2 separate regions of the Homo sapiens genome follow, and region 2 is linked to region 1. A link is a loop called in an ENCODE intact Hi-C map of the cell type or tissue named here. Cell type or tissue: PC-9. All regions are shown on one strand. Each heading gives the region's core, and the rest is flanking DNA. Links, peaks and the distances in the headings are about the cores only. Region 1 overlaps CLDND1 (claudin domain containing 1). Region 2 overlaps LINC00973 (long intergenic non-protein coding RNA 973).

Region 1 (8,510 bases), core at 511-8,510:
TATAACTCAGAAGCAACTCTCTCATTTATTGAGGGACTATTCTTTGCAAGGCAATGTGGAAGATGTTGGAGGGATACAAAGATTAAATAGGCAATAAGTTCTAGTAGGAAGGTTGATATGCACAACAATCACTGTTATACAAAAAGTAGAAAGTGGCAAAAGCAGCAAGAAGGGGGTTACTCCGAATGCCACAGGGATTCAGAAGAGCAAGACATTCGAGATGAGTCTTCAGTTATTTCAATTGGTAAAGAAGTGGTCATGATTTTTGAAACTGGAATTGCAGTGAAGTGGTATAGATCAAGATTTGAGTATGTGGAGAATAGCATTCCATAAATAAAGACAATATAAGATGAATCACAGATATAAGAAAGTCCAAACGTAACAATGACTGTGACTAAAGGAGAGGAATAGGAGAAAATGATCCAAAGATAGAGCTAGACAATGTTACAGCTTTGATGTTAGACAAAATCTAGACTTTATTCTAGATTGCTTTTGTAAGCAGTAGAGAGTTGTTGATGGTTTTGGGGTAAAAGGTTGATGCGATATTATCTATGCTTTAGCAAATTAGGCTGGCAGGATGTGTAAAATGGGTTTCAGGTAAGCTAGTTAGTGGCAAAGAGACCAGCAGAGAGTCTACTGTCATCATCCAGGAAGGAACCGGAACTAAGGTGACTAGACAGGAGAGTTTCAGTGACATAGGCATTACTGAAATAGAATCAAAAAATCTTGATAACTAATTGGATATAGAAGGCCAGGGAAAAGAAGGAGTCAAAGATGATGTCAACATTAAAAGTCTAGTTGATGGGAAAACATGTAAAACAAATGAGAATTGGTGCAGTTATGAGAAGACAAATGAGTATAAATTTAAACATATTACATTTTAGGTATCATGAAAATATTCAAATGAAGCTGCCTTGAAGGCACCTAGGAATTTGGACTTGGAGTTTAGGGAGAAGGCAGGGCTGGGGATTTGAAATCATCTGAAGATTAATAACAGTTATTGTTGATTGAAAGCTTAAATTGTACCAAACTCCATGCTAAGCACTTTACATATATTACCTTATAAGCCTCACAGTGAACGTGAAAAATAGGCATTATTATCCTACTGAGACCTAAAGAATGACAGAACTTGCCCAAAGTTTCTCAACTAGTAAAAAGAATTGGGATTGCAAATCGATCTGTTTAAATCCAGAGTAGTTCTGTGGATGTTAAAGTCAGGAATTAATTACAGAGTAGCTCTACTTGTTCACCTAGAGTAATGCCTAATGCATAGGAGGGAGTAAGAGGGAGAGGCCACAGCACTCTCCACTCAAAGGCTCAAGGCCTTTCCCTCCCTTTCCTTCCCCCAGGTATCTTATTTCAAATGCTTGGGAGTTTTAGGTGGAGGGTACAAGGCCTGGGGTAAATGGTTAAGATGACAAATTGGGTACTGCTGCTCTAAATTAGTCCTTGAGGGCTGCATTAGGGTATTCTAGAGGGACAGAACTAATAGGATAGATGTTTAAATAAAGGAGAGTTTAAGTATTGACCCACATGATCACAGGGTGAGGTCCCACAATAGGCCGTCTGCAAGCTGAGGAGCAAGGAAGGCAGTCCAAGTCCCAAAACCTTAAAAGTAGGGAAGCCAACAGTGCAGATTTCAGTCGGTGGTCAAAGGTCCAAGAGCCCCATAGCTGGAGAACTTGGAGTCCAATGTTCAAGGGCAGGAAGCACCCAACACAGGAGAAAGAGGGAAGCCAGAAGACTCAGTCAGTCTAGTCTTTCCACATTCTTCTGCTTGCTTTTTATTCTGGCTGTCCTGGTAGTTGATTCAATTGTGCCCACCCAGACTGAGGGTGGATGTGCCTCTCCCAGTCCACTGGCTCCAATGTTAATATCCTTTGGCAATACCCTCAAAGACACACCCAAGAACAATACTTTGCATCCTTCAATTCAATCAAGTTGACACTTAATATTAACCATTACAAGGGTGTTTTAGCATCAAGTGTTGGAACTCTCTCTAGAATTTTTTAGATAATGTCTTATCTTTCATATCTTTGAATCCTCCTTTGAGTCCATGGTAACAAGTGCCACTTGGCATCTTGTTAAGTGCTCATGAATAATATCCACCATTACTCAGCAGTGGAACCATGGTGTGGATCCCTGAAATCTACTTCCACCCTCAGAACTTAAAATGAACCATCCAAATCTAATTGGATTGCATGTTGTAGAGGCTGATTTCAGGAGCCTGCAAACAAGCTGCAGGAATCCAAGTTCTTCCACTTCCCTCAATGGACCTGAGTCCAATTTTAAACAACATAAAGACAGTGCTATGTTTTGAAAGTTTGCCCCTTCCAAAACACATGTCAAAATTCAATTGCCATTGTAACACTATTAGGAGGTGGGACCTTTGAGAGGTGATTAGGCCATGAGGGCTCCACCCTCATGGGTGGAATTGGTACAGTTTGGCCCACTCTCACCCTCTTTGCCCTTCTACTCTTCTCTCATGTGAGGAACAGTTTTCCTCTCCTCTGAAGCATGAAGCATGCAAAGTGTTGTCTTGGAATCAGAATTGCCAAATCTGCTGGCATCTTGGACTTTTCAGCCTCCAGAACCATTAAAAATAAATTTCTATTATTTATAAATTACTCAGTCTCAGGTATTCTGTTATAGAATCACAAATGGACTAATAGAAAGGTTTTTGATGCATTTATCTCGATTTACCAATAGCACAATCATTGAAAGGCCAAAAGTTCCACCCCACTGCTGTCCTACTTGAAAAAAAGGATTAAAATGTGAGTTTTAAAAGCAAAAATTCTTCCACCTTGAGAGGCTTGTATGGCTAAAAAGCCCATGTAATGAAGCCCTTTCTGTTTTGAAACAAACCTTTACTGGAAACAGAAGACTTCCCCAATAATGTAACACCAGCCCCAGTTCTAATCCCCATTGGAGTGTAGCCTTGTGGTAAACCCCAACAGCTCAGAGTCCCGCATGCCCTAGAGCTGGACCACACAGGGCAAGCAAAGGCTGCCTCCTTCCCGTGCACTGCATTAATGTCCAAATAATAGTACCAAACACTTTTTGAGCTCTTATGTTTTCAAAGGTGTTCTAAAAACTTGCACGTATACCTTCTTATTTAACCATCACAAAAACCTATTGAGGCAGATAATATCCCATTTTATAGATAATGCTATTATATGTTCATCCTCAGAATTTCTAGCTTGGGTAGAAGTTAACATCAATCACTCATGCATGCCTCCTTCCTTCCTAGTTCTAACCAAGAGTATGAACACAATGAACTGATAAGCAGACAGGGATAAGAATATTCACTTTCTTTATAGAGGCCTAATGACCTCAAATTACAGGGTCCCTGAAAGTACCGGATTAGAGAAAATAATTTGGAATTGAAGCCAAAACAAACAAGGCTTCCTATTACATCCTGCCAAATCTGAACCTGAGAACCAGGGGTGCACTGGATCTGCAGAGCAGACTCTTCATACGCATCTCCAACTATCAGAGGTGGGATGGATTGGGACCTGTCACAAAGAGCCAGTCAACAGAAGAGTGTGGAAAGCACAGTAGAGAAATGGCTTTTAGAAGGCAGACACCAAGCCAGGTCTGTTTACTCCACAGCCCACTCTTTCATAATCTGCCTAGGAGAGAGAGAATCCTATTTCTTGCGTTTAAACATAGCTTTCAAATATAACTGCCCATTGGAATCACTTGGAAAGGTTTTAAAAATTTCAATGACCCGACCATAGCCCAGGCCAACTAAATCAGATTCTCTGGAATGAAAACATTTAAGTTCTCCAGGAAATTCCAATGTGCAGCCTAGGCTAAGAGCCACCACTTTATAGGCTTGGCAACCCCTCACAATGCAGCCAGTCATAACTAGCAGTTTTTGAGCGACTACTTTATGCTAAGCAATTTACATAATCCTCATCACAACTCTAAGAGACATATGATAATCAAAGCATTTCACAGATGGGAAAAGCGGTGTTTGGAAAAAGGCTAAGAGACAAAAGATAGACCTGGGATTACAAAGCTCGCATTCTGTCTCCCAAGCTAAATACTTAACCACCATATACCATGCTGCTCCTTGTGGATGCCCTGATTCCAGCAATCTCTCCAACCAGATAATACATTCTTCTTTTATATAGAGAAGCAAATAAGGCTGGGAGATACTACAAGAGTTGACTCCAGTATTCCCTTCTAAAAGAGAGCATAAACTCCTTCCATGGAAGTTAAGCAGGAAGAATAAAGGTTTCCAACAACTAACATTTGTAGAGACTTGGAAAATGTGTGGCAGGGTGTTAAAAGATCAATAATTAGAGATGCTTAGAATTATAAAGCAGTTGAAGTCAAACAGCATACTTTTTTATAGAATCAACTTAGTAGTTCTGAACAGCCATCCTTGATATCTTAAGATTAAGAAAACTGGACAGCACAGTCTATGAAGATAGGGCTAAGGATTGCGAAGGGAGGTGTCATAGGAAATTATGGGAGCAAGAGAACCAAAGATGTTTGTGAACATACAATGACAATACAAGCTAAGGGGGGAAAGAAACGAACAAAATGCGGAAGACTGGGAGGGGCTGAAAGGCTGCAGGGCAGGTGAGGTAAAGCTCACATACTGAGACACTAACACTGGACCAGTAAAGATGACACATTACTTAGTAACTCAGATATTTTAAAAGGTGTACGGCAGAAAGAAAATTCTCATTTCACATTTCTAAACCTTTGCAAATATACAAAGTAATATAAATTGGATCTTGCTTTTATAGAAGTTTGCTGAAAGTATGTAAATGTTTATATGTCAAATAATGTATATTTGTATACACGTAATGCTAGTAATAGAAATTCTGGCACTGAAGAGAATGTAATCACTCTATGGTAACTTCTTCTATAGGGCAAATAATTGTTACTCTTTTTACAATTGAGCATTTTCACATCATGAATTTGCAGGATGATGGCATGTAATTTGGCCCCAGGGAAAAATGTATCTTATTACGATGGAGTATAAGAACACCTGATGAGCAGTAGAAAAATAATTTAGATCCGTTTCCTTGTTTATTCCTCACTTTTCAAGGTATGAATCACTGTTCCCTTTGAGAAGAGTGCTGAAAGGAGGACAAAAGCCTCCACCCATCTGTGCCAGGACACAGCTGCATCAAGCTTGTGAAATAACAATTTGCATCTTCAGAGCTGCACCCATTAACTGCTCTTTTAGCTGCTAGAGAATTTCAGAAAGTTTTGCAATCAGGCCGTGTGCAGTGGCTCACGCCTGTCATCCCAGCACTTTGGGAGGCCAAGGTGGGTGAGTCACTTGAGGTCAGGAGTTTGAGACCAGCCTAGCCAACATGGTGAAACCCCATCTCTACTAAAAATACAAAAGTTGCTGGGCATGGTGGCACACACCTGTAATCCCAGCTACTCCGTAGGCTGAGGCAGGAGAATCCCTTGAACCCAGGAGGCGGAGGTTGCAGTGAGCCAAGATTGGGCCACTGCACTCCAACCTGGGTGACGGAGTGAGACTCCATTTCACAAAAAAGAAAGTTTTTCAATCAGCAAAATTAGGTTAACAGGTTTTCATTTTTGGTGAAAGTTTATATGAAGGCTAAGTATTAAAATGGCCCGATCTATATATGTTATAGTCAATTGAACATGACAGGGTCTATAGGTTTTAACTGTGCTAGTCTGCAATTTGGTGATGTTTCTGGAATGGAAAAACAAACTAAATTGATATGGTTTGTGGTCATCTCATTCTTCTCAAATCATATGACTAAATGAGTTCACCTAGGAGTGATTGTCAACCCTATCCTCTCCCTTAACGCACGTGTGCATGTGCACACACACAACTACAGCAGGTAAAATTTTAACACATTCCCATTAGATTATAAATTTGAAATCCTAGTGTAATATGATGCAGACAGAAGGCACACTGTTATCTGAATAAATTCTAGAATTCCTTTTTTGTTGTTGTTGTTGTTGTGCCAAATTGTGTTTTATGGCTATACTTAATAAATTTTGAAATGAGTCTTTTGCTAAAAATCATAGAGGATATTTACCCACATCATTTAGTTAGGAGCTATAAAATCAAAGTCTTAAAACACATTTGTTAAACTGCCACAAAATTCATTCTGAGGCCGGGTATGGTGGCCCATGCCTGTAATCCCAGCACTTTGAGAGGCCGAGGCGGGCGGATCGCCTGAGGTCGAGAGTTCAAGGCCAGCCTGGCCGACATGGGGAAACCCCATCTCTACTAAAAATACAAAATTAGCTGGGCATGGTGGTGCATGACTGTAATCCCAGCTACTCGGGAGGCTGAGGTAGGAGAATCGCTTGAACCCAGGAGGCAAAGGTTGTGATGAGCCAAGATCGCACCATTGCACTCAGCCTGGGCAACAAGAGTGAAACTCCACCCCAAAAGAAAAAAAAATTCATTCTGAAAAATCTGAAAATTAATTTTTTACTTTGGGGGTTGCTTTCAAAGATTAAATAGGGTTCGCCTTGCCACTGATTTTATCTATTAGGTTGATCAAAAATGGCTGAATATCTGCAGTTTCATATGGTTCAACCTGATTAGAATCAGTTTCACATTTAAATGAACAATACAGCCCTATATATTCCAAAGAAAAAAAGTCTTTGCAGGAAAGATAACCTCAGCTACCCTGCAACATGCTAAAAATACCAACTACAATGCAGCACCAGGGGTTATGGTGCTAGTAGCTTCCCATGTAACTCTGGGGTATTAAGAGGCAGGGACATTGTTTAAAATAACTGACCAATACAAAAATGTCATGCTGCCAAAAATTTTCTTATCCCATTCCCAAAGGTGTTTTGTTTGTTCATTTAGCTTTTCTCTTTTCCACCTTCCACAGAAGGCGCTGAAGGGTAATGAATCTTCAAGAATTAAGATTAGATAGAAACCTGAGTAACCAGTCATTTCACAGGCAATAATTGGCTACAGAGTAATGCTGACTTTGTTCTAAGTCAGAAGCTGACTTGGTTATTTACTATAGAACACAAACATCCACAGCCACTAAATGACTTTACTGAAAACTAGCCACATTAAGTATGACATGTAGAGATAACAAAACTACTTTTGAGAACATGGTTTAAAATTCTGAAAAATAAAAGATAAAGATTTTCTTATTTCTAATAGGGGGAAGGGGTTCCTACATTTCCCAGAAGATCAAACAAGAGACCCAAACACAGGATGTAACGACAGCCCTGTACAGCAAGATGCACTTTGCACAGACAACCACAGAGATTGCCTCCACTTCTTTATCCTAAAGTGTTGAGATTTAAATCAATTCAGACACTCTATATACAATTGAGTCTCTTTTCATTTTTAATTTTATTTTTTAAAAAAGACATTGAGGTTATGGTAAGAAATTATGAAGTTACATTTTTTTAATCTGTCAATTGCTACAGTAGTGGAATAAATAAATAAGTTTTTTAAAGTTCAATGTTTATAGACATACTTATAAAAAAATGACTGAATTAGAAGACATTAAATAATGTTGATACACACCAGGAAGGGATTTAGGCAAGGAAAGGCACATCATATTACCACAAGAAATAAAGACCATAGTTGGAGGTTAATGGACAGCCAGAACTTTAGATCTTGTGGTAGGTTTCCCAGCTCTGGAGGGTCATTATGGTGAAACGTTCTTTATAGTACTGGGCTGGAATAAATAAATAGCAGTTGAGGAATTTTACCTTGTAACTGTAATATAATGTAAAAAGAAAGCACACTTTTAATAACCCTGGTATGTGAAGAGGAAAGAAAAAAAATCCAAAACAATTTGGTGGTACTGAAAATCTTACGGAGAGTTAAAAATAATACTAATCCTCGCCCGGCTGAACTGGAATTCTTGCAGTTACAAAGTTAAAATTTCAAGTAAACACTGTATTTTTCACTTTTTGTAGACAGACACAGTGCAGATACAAACAGCTGCCATATCTCACCTCAGATGAAGCTATGTGTCAATGCTTAGGGAAAATGATCTTAGATAATTTCCCAATTTTATAGAGCTTAAATCTTTGAAAACAGCACTAATACTGCTGGTTGACTGGCTATCTACAACAGCAAAGTGAACATAAAGTTTTGACGATGAGAGGTTTCCCAAAGAAACTAATATAGAGTTTTTAGTTGAACAGATACAGTTACTTTAGTTTTACTGAAAAGTCTAACAGACATTAGCACAACTTGTTTTCGGTCACATTCCTACTCCCAATTTTCTTTCATAAATTTGTGTCAAGTCTCTATCCATTTCTTTCTGTCTAGACCTAGATTAGTTTATTTGAAAGATGGCATCGCTTAAAGTAAACCACATAAATTTTAGTGGTATTAAGTGTGTATTTAGTGGTGAATGTGTATAAATAAAATAGATTTTCATAATAAAATGGTATATCCACAAATAAAAATTAAAAACAATTGAGAGGTGGGGAAAATATCAGTATTATTTTAAAAAAATAAAAATGGCAATTGTAAAGCAGGCAGTTTCTTGCTCATGCCACACGAT
Region 2 (8,543 bases), core at 330-8,329, 460 kb after region 1:
TAACTTCAAATACCTTAGTGAATATTTTATACAAGTAAGTAGTTTTCTGTATAACCACAGTAACATTATCAAATCAGGAAATTAAGAAGGATTCACTATTATTACCTAAATCACAAGTATCATTCAACTTTTTGCCAATTATCCCAATAATTTCCTTAAAAATAATTTAGTCCAAGATCACATGTTACAGTCAGCTGTTGTGTTTCTATTGTCTCCTTTATCAGGAACAGTTCCTCAGTCTCTTTTCACTTTCATGACCTGGACTTTTTATCACATTAGTCACCAAATCTGATTTATCTAATGTTTCCTTATTATTAGATTCAAGTTGTGCTTCTCCTAGGGCTGGAATATTACAGTAATGATTTTGTGTTCTTCTCATTGCATCCAATTAGATGGCACATGCTTTCAATTTGTCCCATTACTGATGATGTTAACTTTAATAATTTGTTTAGGTGGTGTCTGCCAGATTTCTCCACTGTACAGTCACTCCTTTCTTCCTTATATTTAATAAGCATTTTGTGAATAGTTGAGCCTATGTAACATTTCATTTCTCATCACACTTACATTTGGTAATTTTAGTATCTGTTGACATTTTTTGGCTGAATTAATTATTACTATGATGGTTGCCCGCTAGTTATCTTCTAATTTTACCATTTCTTCTGCATTTATTAGTTGGCATTCTACTGCAATAATTTATTCCTTCCAATTTACTTTTTTACTTATTTATTCATATCAGTATGGAGGTATAAATTCCTGTTTTATTCAGTAGGTTATTATTCATTCTGAGGCTTGGATTGTCCCAGATTCACCAGTGGGAGCTATTCCAAACTGGCTTTCATAATTGTTTGACCATTTCCTTGATATATTAAATAAAACATTCAGACTCATCTTTAATTTTTCCTGCTCTCACCCTGAAGTTAGCCATTTCTCTGAGGAGCACTGGTTCCTTTTAGTGAAGAATTGTTTTTAGAAATCAAGATCTGGCACCAGTATGCTCTCTGGTTTTGAAGTGTTATTGTATCCAGAGTCTGTCAATGGATAGAGCTAGGTAATATATGTAGGCAAGTGTTTTTTATACATACATACATTCACCAGTACATTAACTATCTATTTTTTCTTGAGGTACAAAATTTTTTTTTTGAGGTACAAAAAGAACTACCTCAAAATTTAGTGCTTAAAACAATGGACATTAATTACTTCGCAGTTTTATCCAGAATTCAGAGGGCATGGTTCTGGCTCCATGACTCTCGTAAAATTTCAGTCAAGATGTGGCCTAAGGCTTGTCTGAGGCTGGGGGATCCACGTTCAAGGTGGCTCACTCACATGTCCGAAGAGTTAGGGCTGGTTATTGGCTAGAGGCCTCATTTCCTCATGTCATTGACCTCTCCATAGAGCTGCTTGAGTATCTCATAAAATGGTGTCTGGTTTCCCCCAGAAGGATAGCCAGGAAGAAGCCAGAATGTCTTTTATGGCCTGGTCTCAAAGTCTCACTTTGTAATTTTCACAGTATACTATTGCTTACACAGGTTGACACTGTTTAGTATGGGAGGTGTCTACACAGAAGTCTGAATACCTTCCGAGGCAAGAAAAACTGGGGACCATTTTAGAGACAGGCTACCACAATATTTATATTTATTTCTTTATCTCTATTTTGATATCATTCTATCTATGCACTTATCTATCAATTGATAAAAACTATGAGTTCATATCAATACCTTGAAATCCAATCCAACACCACAGGATTCATTCCAGTTTTTGCTTTTTTCATGAGAATGAGAAAGCTGGTTCCCATTATGCTCATATACAAGTTGAGTATCTCTTATTCAAAATGCCTGGGACCAGAAGTGTTTCAGATTTCAGATTTTTTTGGATTGTGAAATATTTGCATTATACTTACTAGGTGAGCATCTGAAGTCTGAAAATTCAAAATCTGAAATCCTCTAATGAGCATTTCTTTTGAGCATCATGTTGACACTAAAAACTTCAGAATTTTGGAGCATTTTAGATTTCTTACTTTTGGATTTGGGGTGCTCAACCTGTATTCTTACTTATTTATTTATTTTTTTGAGAAGGAGTCTCGCTCTGTCGCCCAGGCTGGAGTGCAGTGGCACGATCTCGGCTCACTGCAAGCTCCGCCTCCTGGGTTCACACCATTCTCCTGCCTCAGCCTCCCGAGTAGCTGGGACTGCAGGCGCCCGCCACCATGCCCGGCTGATTTTTTGTATTTTTAGTAGAGACGGCGATTCACCGTGTTAGCCAGGATGGTTTCGATCTCCTGACCTCGTGATCCGCCCACCTCAACCTCTCAAAGTGCTGGGATTACAGGCGTGAGCCACCGCACCCGGCCTCAACCTGTGTTCTTAATCTCCTGGTCCTATGCTCAGCTACTGCTACCCCTTCATGGGGACTCTTACCCAGTGGTAGGCCACTGTAGTCTCACTTCTCTCCTACCCCATATGGACTAGTAGCTCACTAAGACCCCACCTAATGGTTTTTGAATTGAGTTATTCAGGAAGGAAGCTAAGTAGGTATGACTGTTTTTTGTTTCGAATTATGGCAATGGGAAGGTTTTATTATACTTAGATTTGGACTAGAGAAACCTCTACCTTTAGTCTAAACTGAAAAATGCTCCTCACATCTATCCAGAGGTCTGAGAACTCTGTCACATTTTCTGTGTAGATGGGTCAGGCACTTACTCCCTTTGTGAACAGTTGCTTATTTAACCTGTCAAGGATATTTTACGTAGGCTACATCTACATCTTCTCACTGCCATTTCCTCCTTTCCCTTCCCTTCATTTTCCTCTCATTTCTTTCCTCTTCACTTCCTACAGCATTCATACACTCCCATTTTTTTAGCTGCCTTTGCATAAAACTTATTACTGAGACTTATTAGCACACTCAAAGACATTGCTTGTTTTCACAGTAGCACCCAAGTTATTAATTGTATGGTGATAAAAAATCAAATCTCCGCCAGGCATGGTGGCTCAGGCCTGTAATCCCAGCACTTTGGGAGGCTAAGGCGGGCAGATCATGAGGTCAGGAGTTCGAGACCAGTCTGGCCAATATGGTGAAACCCTGTCTCTACTAAAAATACAAAAATTAGCCAGGTGTGGTGGTGTGCATCTGTAGTCCCAGCTACTGGGGAGGCTGAGGCAGAAGAATAGCTTGAACCTGGGTGGGACAGAGGTTGCAGTGAGCCGAGATCACGCCAGTGCACTCTAGCCTGGGTGACAGAGTGAGACTCCGTCTCAAAAATAAATAAATAAATAAATAATAATAAAAAATAAATAAAAATCAAATCTCCATTGATGCTTCATTTTAAAAAAGAATACATTAGAATGACCTTTCACATTTTAGCCCTTTATTGCAAATAAAAGTGCTTTGAGAACATGGCAATAGAATTTTTGAAAATGTCACCATTATTTTTAAGTCTCTGTTGAAGAACTTACTAGTGATCTAAGGACTTCGATTTCAGAATAAGAAATTTGAAGAAGTGAGGCAAGATTTCCAACACTAAAAATGATTATCCTAACAATATACCTTCTCTAAATTACATGCCAATGAATCATACAGACTATTATTCTTACTTTGATCCTTTCATCTCCCCAGGAAGTTAGGGTGATTTACTAGATGACACATTTCCTAATGGTTATGAGACAGAGGTTCTTGACATATCAGAGAAGCATAATCATTGATGAGCATGATGTTTAGTCATAATGTCCTCTAACATAAAGAAAGATAATGGGCCTTTTTTTCCAAGATGTGAACTTGGAGATTGGGCTTGGTTGAATCACCCACATAATTGAATGAGGTTTGGGGACTTTGTATATGAGGTTTTTTCCTCTATTCATAGAAATATCAGTTTGTTATACCCTGTCTGTGGAATGATGTATGGCAGGGGTTACAACACACACATGTCAGAGTCAGCGGACTGACACCTCTGAGCTAAAAAATTCTTACATCTCACTTGAGAATAAGATGTAGAGGAAGTCAGTAGAAGGACAGCCCACAGAGTGGGCTCAGCCTACTGAGCATGGGGGAATTCACGTTCAGTAGGTAGCCAGGGAAATAAGGGCAAATTAATACTAAGTACATCTCATGGTCCCTGAGGTTAACGTTACACAAAGCTAATATGTAATGTCAGTTTTGTGCTGTGAAGAATTCACCATGGCTTATAAAATGGCCTACATTTTTTGAGTAAGGCAAATGCCAAATTTTATCTAAAGTAATTCTTTAGAAAAATCATTTCAGCAAATTAGGAAAAGGATGAAGTAAGCAACCATAAAAGATAAACACTTTAAAATGTGATGAGTGGCACTTTATAGGAGCACAGAAAAATTCCGATAACATAGCATGACAAAATTAACCACAGAATAGAATATCGGGAGTTTCCAGATATCACTTTTATTTGGGCTTCTGATTAAGTATATGTACTAAGATTTTTAAGAAATTAAATTAAAAGTGGCTTTTGATCATGGTTCCTTCTGATTTTAAGAAGATAAAAAGCAGCAGTTCTCCAATATGAATTTTGACATAAATTTTCTTCATCTAGTTACCCTAATTTTAGTTTTTCTGGATGCATTATTAAATGTGTTTTGAAGGGCAATGTAAAGAAAACACAAAAGGACCGAATGAGCTATGATCTCACTCTGGGGGAGGGAAGGATTGGAAGGGAATATAAATCCCAGAGGTTCTTTCCCAGGAGTCATCATGGAAATATTAAACACACACACACACACACACACACACAGAGAGAGAGAGAGAGGGAGGTTGGTTTCACTGCACTTTCAACAAGTCCGTCATTCTCTGTTTCCTTGAGTATGTGTTCATTATCTCACTTTTCTTTATAAGAGAACTAAAAGGAACAAAGTTAATGTAATTTCCAAATAAGATCTGCAAATGGTTAACAAAACAAAAATTTTAAAAATACATATTAAAACTGCTCTGTTTATGAAAAGAATCTTTTCTTAACAGGAAAGAAAACTATAATACATAGTTTAGCAGAAGGAAAATTCCATAGGAACAAAATTATTAGCGTTTTTTAACCTTGGAATGACAGTTTGTCATTATCTTTCAAAGTATGAAAACGAAGTTTTCTATTTCCCAGTAAAATTTTTTTTTGTGGCACAAAAATATTATTCGTCATTATAGCAAAGATTTATTGTCTTGTCTCTAGCCTTTGTTACTCCATCTTCTCATAACAGCACCTTCATTTTCCTTAAGATATAATCTTTCACAGTTTATGTGGTATGGCTGGGGTGGACTCTCCTTCCCCCTTGTCTGTGTGACCCGAGCTTGACCAATCAACACATCCAGTTCACTGGTCACAGTGATTGGTTCAGGGATTATCATGTGACCCAATTTAGGCCAATGAGAATTCTTCTGAAACTTAGTTGTACATGTGGGTAATAAGTTTTTCACTGCCATTTTTAGCTGTAGGATGATGAAGGAGGCCTGCAGGTACTGGGAACCACCACGCAGGCAGAACCAGGCTGAAAATAGAGGTAGCAAAGAAGGAAGTGCTGTTAAGGGGAACAAAAAGACTGAGTGCCAAGGGCCATATTTAATTTCTTTCACAGAACAGTTTTTTTTTTTTTTTTTAAGGATTAGGTTGACTTTTTTTTTTTTTTGAGATGGAGTCTCGCTCTGTCGCCCAGGCTGGAGTGCAGTGGCTAGATCTCAGCTCACTGCAAGCTCCGCCTCCTGGGTTCACACCATTCTCCTGCCTCAGCCTCCCGAGTAGCTGGGACTACAGGCGCCCGCCACCACGCCCGGCTAATTTTTTGTATTTTTAGTAGAGATGGGGTTTCACCGTGTTAGCCAGGATGGTCTCGATCTTCTGACCTCGTGATCCACCTGTCTTGGCCTCCCAAAGTTCTGGGATTACAGGCGTGAGCCACCGCGCCCGGCCTAGGTTGACTTTTTTACAAAATAATTAGCAGTTGGCAAATATGGGCTACATGTAATGTCAATATTGATTGTAAAGCAATAAGTAGTCAATTCATACTGAAGTTTTAAACTTTTTTGCCTTAACCTATGTGGATTTTTACAATTTAATTAACTAAAACATTTTAATACTTATTATGGACTAGTCACCATTTTAAACACTTTAGCAAAAGCAGCCCACTTAATCCTCAAAATAATCCCTTGGTATAGAAATTACTGACATCTTTATTTTACCATGGAGAAAGATGAGGCTCAGAGAGGTTATGTAACTTGCCCAAGATCTGGTCAAGAACTGGTTAATTAATAAGAACAGAAATGTATTTCTCACAGTTTTAGAAGCAGGGAAGTCCAAGATCAAGGTGCTGGCATTTGATGAGAGCCTTCTTGCTGTGTCCTCACATGATGAAAGGCAGAAGGCTAATAGAAGGATGAACTCCCCAAGTCAGAGCGTTTTATAAGGGCACCTAATCCCATTCACAAGGAAGGAGCCCTCATGGCCTAATCTTAAAGCACCTGTTTAAGGTTTAGGCTCCACCTTCTAATATTGTCACATTGGCAACACCTGAATTTTGGAGGAAACACATTTAAACCATAGCATCTACCTCTGGAGGTTATTCTGAGGATTTCAAATGGCAGTACCTAAATGGCATGTAGCAAAGTATACTAATTTAACTATTATTATGGATAAATCTTATCCTTTTTGTTATATCTTATGCATTTTTTTGATTTCTATTCCCTTTCTCAATACGTGTGACTATTCTGCTGTCATTAAACCAGTGCTTTTATTATTTTCTCAAAAGTCCATTCTTTTAATTAAGTTCAGCTTTTTAATCATCTCTTATCCTAATTTGTTCTCCCAGTTGTTACAGGCTTTTCTTTTGGAATAACAAATAAAAGGATGGGATACAGAAAAAAATGAAGTCCTTGACCCACCTTTTTCTCTCTGTCTTTAGAGAACTAACCTTTAGGTACCCAGTCATTTCCTGTTCCCATAGAAGTTGAGAGATATTGGTGTCATGTTTGTTCAGCACTTTAAACCATCTTCTTTGGAGAGGGACTGAACTACTAACTATCTGTTAGTGAGTTGCCTCTGATCTCATAATTACAAATAGGAAGCCAGTGTAAATGTTAGCTCAGTTTTCAAGGGCAAAGGCCAAGAATCAATCACATTAAATATAATTTAAAAATTCTGCTAAAAACAAGCAATGAGGAAAGGATTTTCTATTTAACAAATGGTTCTGGGAGAACTGGCTAGCCATATGCAGAAAATTGAAACTGGACCCCTTCCTTACACCTTATACAAAAATTAACTCAAGATGGATTAAAGACTTACATATAAAACCCAAAACTATAAAAACCCTAGAAGAAAATCTAGGCAATACCATTAAGGACATAGGCATGGGCAAAGATATCATGATGACATTGCCAAAAGCAATTGCAATCAAAGCAAAAATTGACAAATGGGTTCTAATTAAACTAAAGAGCTTCTCTGCACAGCAAAAGAAACTATCATCAGAGAGAACAGGCAACCTACAGAGTGGGAGAAGATTTTTGCAATCTATCCATCTGACAAAGGTCTAATATCCAGAATCTACAAGGAACTTAAACAAATTTACAAGAAAAAAAAAACCAACCCCATTAAAAACCAGGCAAAGGACATGAACAGGCACTTCTCAAAAGAAGACATTCATGCTCCCAACAAACATATGAAGAAAAGTTCAACATCACTATCATTAGAGAAATGCAAATTAAAACCACAATGAGATACCATCTCACACCATTCAGAATGGTGATTATTAAAAAGTCAAGAAACCACAGATGCTGGTGAGGCTGTGGAGAAATAGGAACAATTTTACAGGGTTGATGGGAGTGTAAATTAGTTCAACCATTGTGGAAGATGGTGTGGTGATTCCTCAAAGATCTAGAACTTGAAATACCATTTGACCCAGCAATCCCATTACTGGGTATATACCTAAGGGAATAGAAATCATTCTATTACAAAGATACATGGACACATATGTTCACTGCAGGACTATTCACAATAGCAAAGATATGGAATCAACCCAAATGCCCATCAATGATAGACTGGATAAAGAAAATGTGGTACATACACGCCACAGAATACTATGCAGCCATAAAAGGGAATGAGATCATGTTCTTTGCAGGGACATGGATGGAGCTGGAATCCATTATCTTTAGCAAACTAATGCAGGAGCAGAAAACCAAACACCATTTAATCTCACTTATAAGTGGTAACTGAACAATGAGAACACATGGACACAGGGAAGGGAATAGCACACACTGGGGCCTGTTGGGAGGGTGGAATCAGGGGAAGGGGTGCATTAGGAAAAATAGCTAATGCATCTTGGGCTTAATACCTAAGTGATGGGTTGATAGGTGCAGCAAACCACCATGGCACACGTTTACCTATGTAGCAAACTTGCACATCCTGCACGTGTACTCCAGAACTTAAAAAAAAAAATTCTGCTGCTCTGAATGACTAATACGAAGTATTTAACAATATATAATAATACAATACTGTTGGAAAATCTGTGCAGAGGCAAAGCATTATAGATTGTGGTTGTTTAGTTCCTGTG

What was found. A loop is a pair of places that touch in the nucleus more often than their neighbours do. Peaks named below come from ENCODE experiments on the same cell type or tissue, not always from the same donor. Only the 100,000 strongest peaks of a DNase experiment are listed, where the experiment ranks them.
Region 2: it touches region 1 in a loop (4-fold over the local background); 1 of 110 quality-filtered maps calls a loop at or near these places.

Annotation. Positions count from the first base shown.
Region 1 is chr3:98,508,163-98,516,672 of GRCh38, forward strand. CLDND1 (claudin domain containing 1) reads right to left here. Exons shown (of 5, transcript NM_001040181.2): 5 at 7,321-8,510. The coding sequence ends at 8,497. Among named protein-coding and RNA genes, the nearest start is that of CLDND1-AS1, 10 kb to the right of the region's middle. In PC-9, for the core only: no CTCF peak of the experiment used is centred there; DNase peaks (open chromatin) are centred at 4,639 and 5,119; H3K4me3 peaks cover 1,074 bases; H3K27ac peaks cover 4,603 bases.
Region 2 is chr3:98,967,650-98,976,192 of GRCh38, forward strand. All of the region lies in intron 1 of LINC00973 (long intergenic non-protein coding RNA 973), which reads left to right. Among named protein-coding and RNA genes, the nearest start is that of LINC00973, 57 kb to the left of the region's middle. In PC-9, for the core only: no CTCF peak of the experiment used is centred there; a DNase peak (open chromatin) is centred at 3,642; H3K4me3 peaks cover 257 bases; H3K27ac peaks cover 3,317 bases.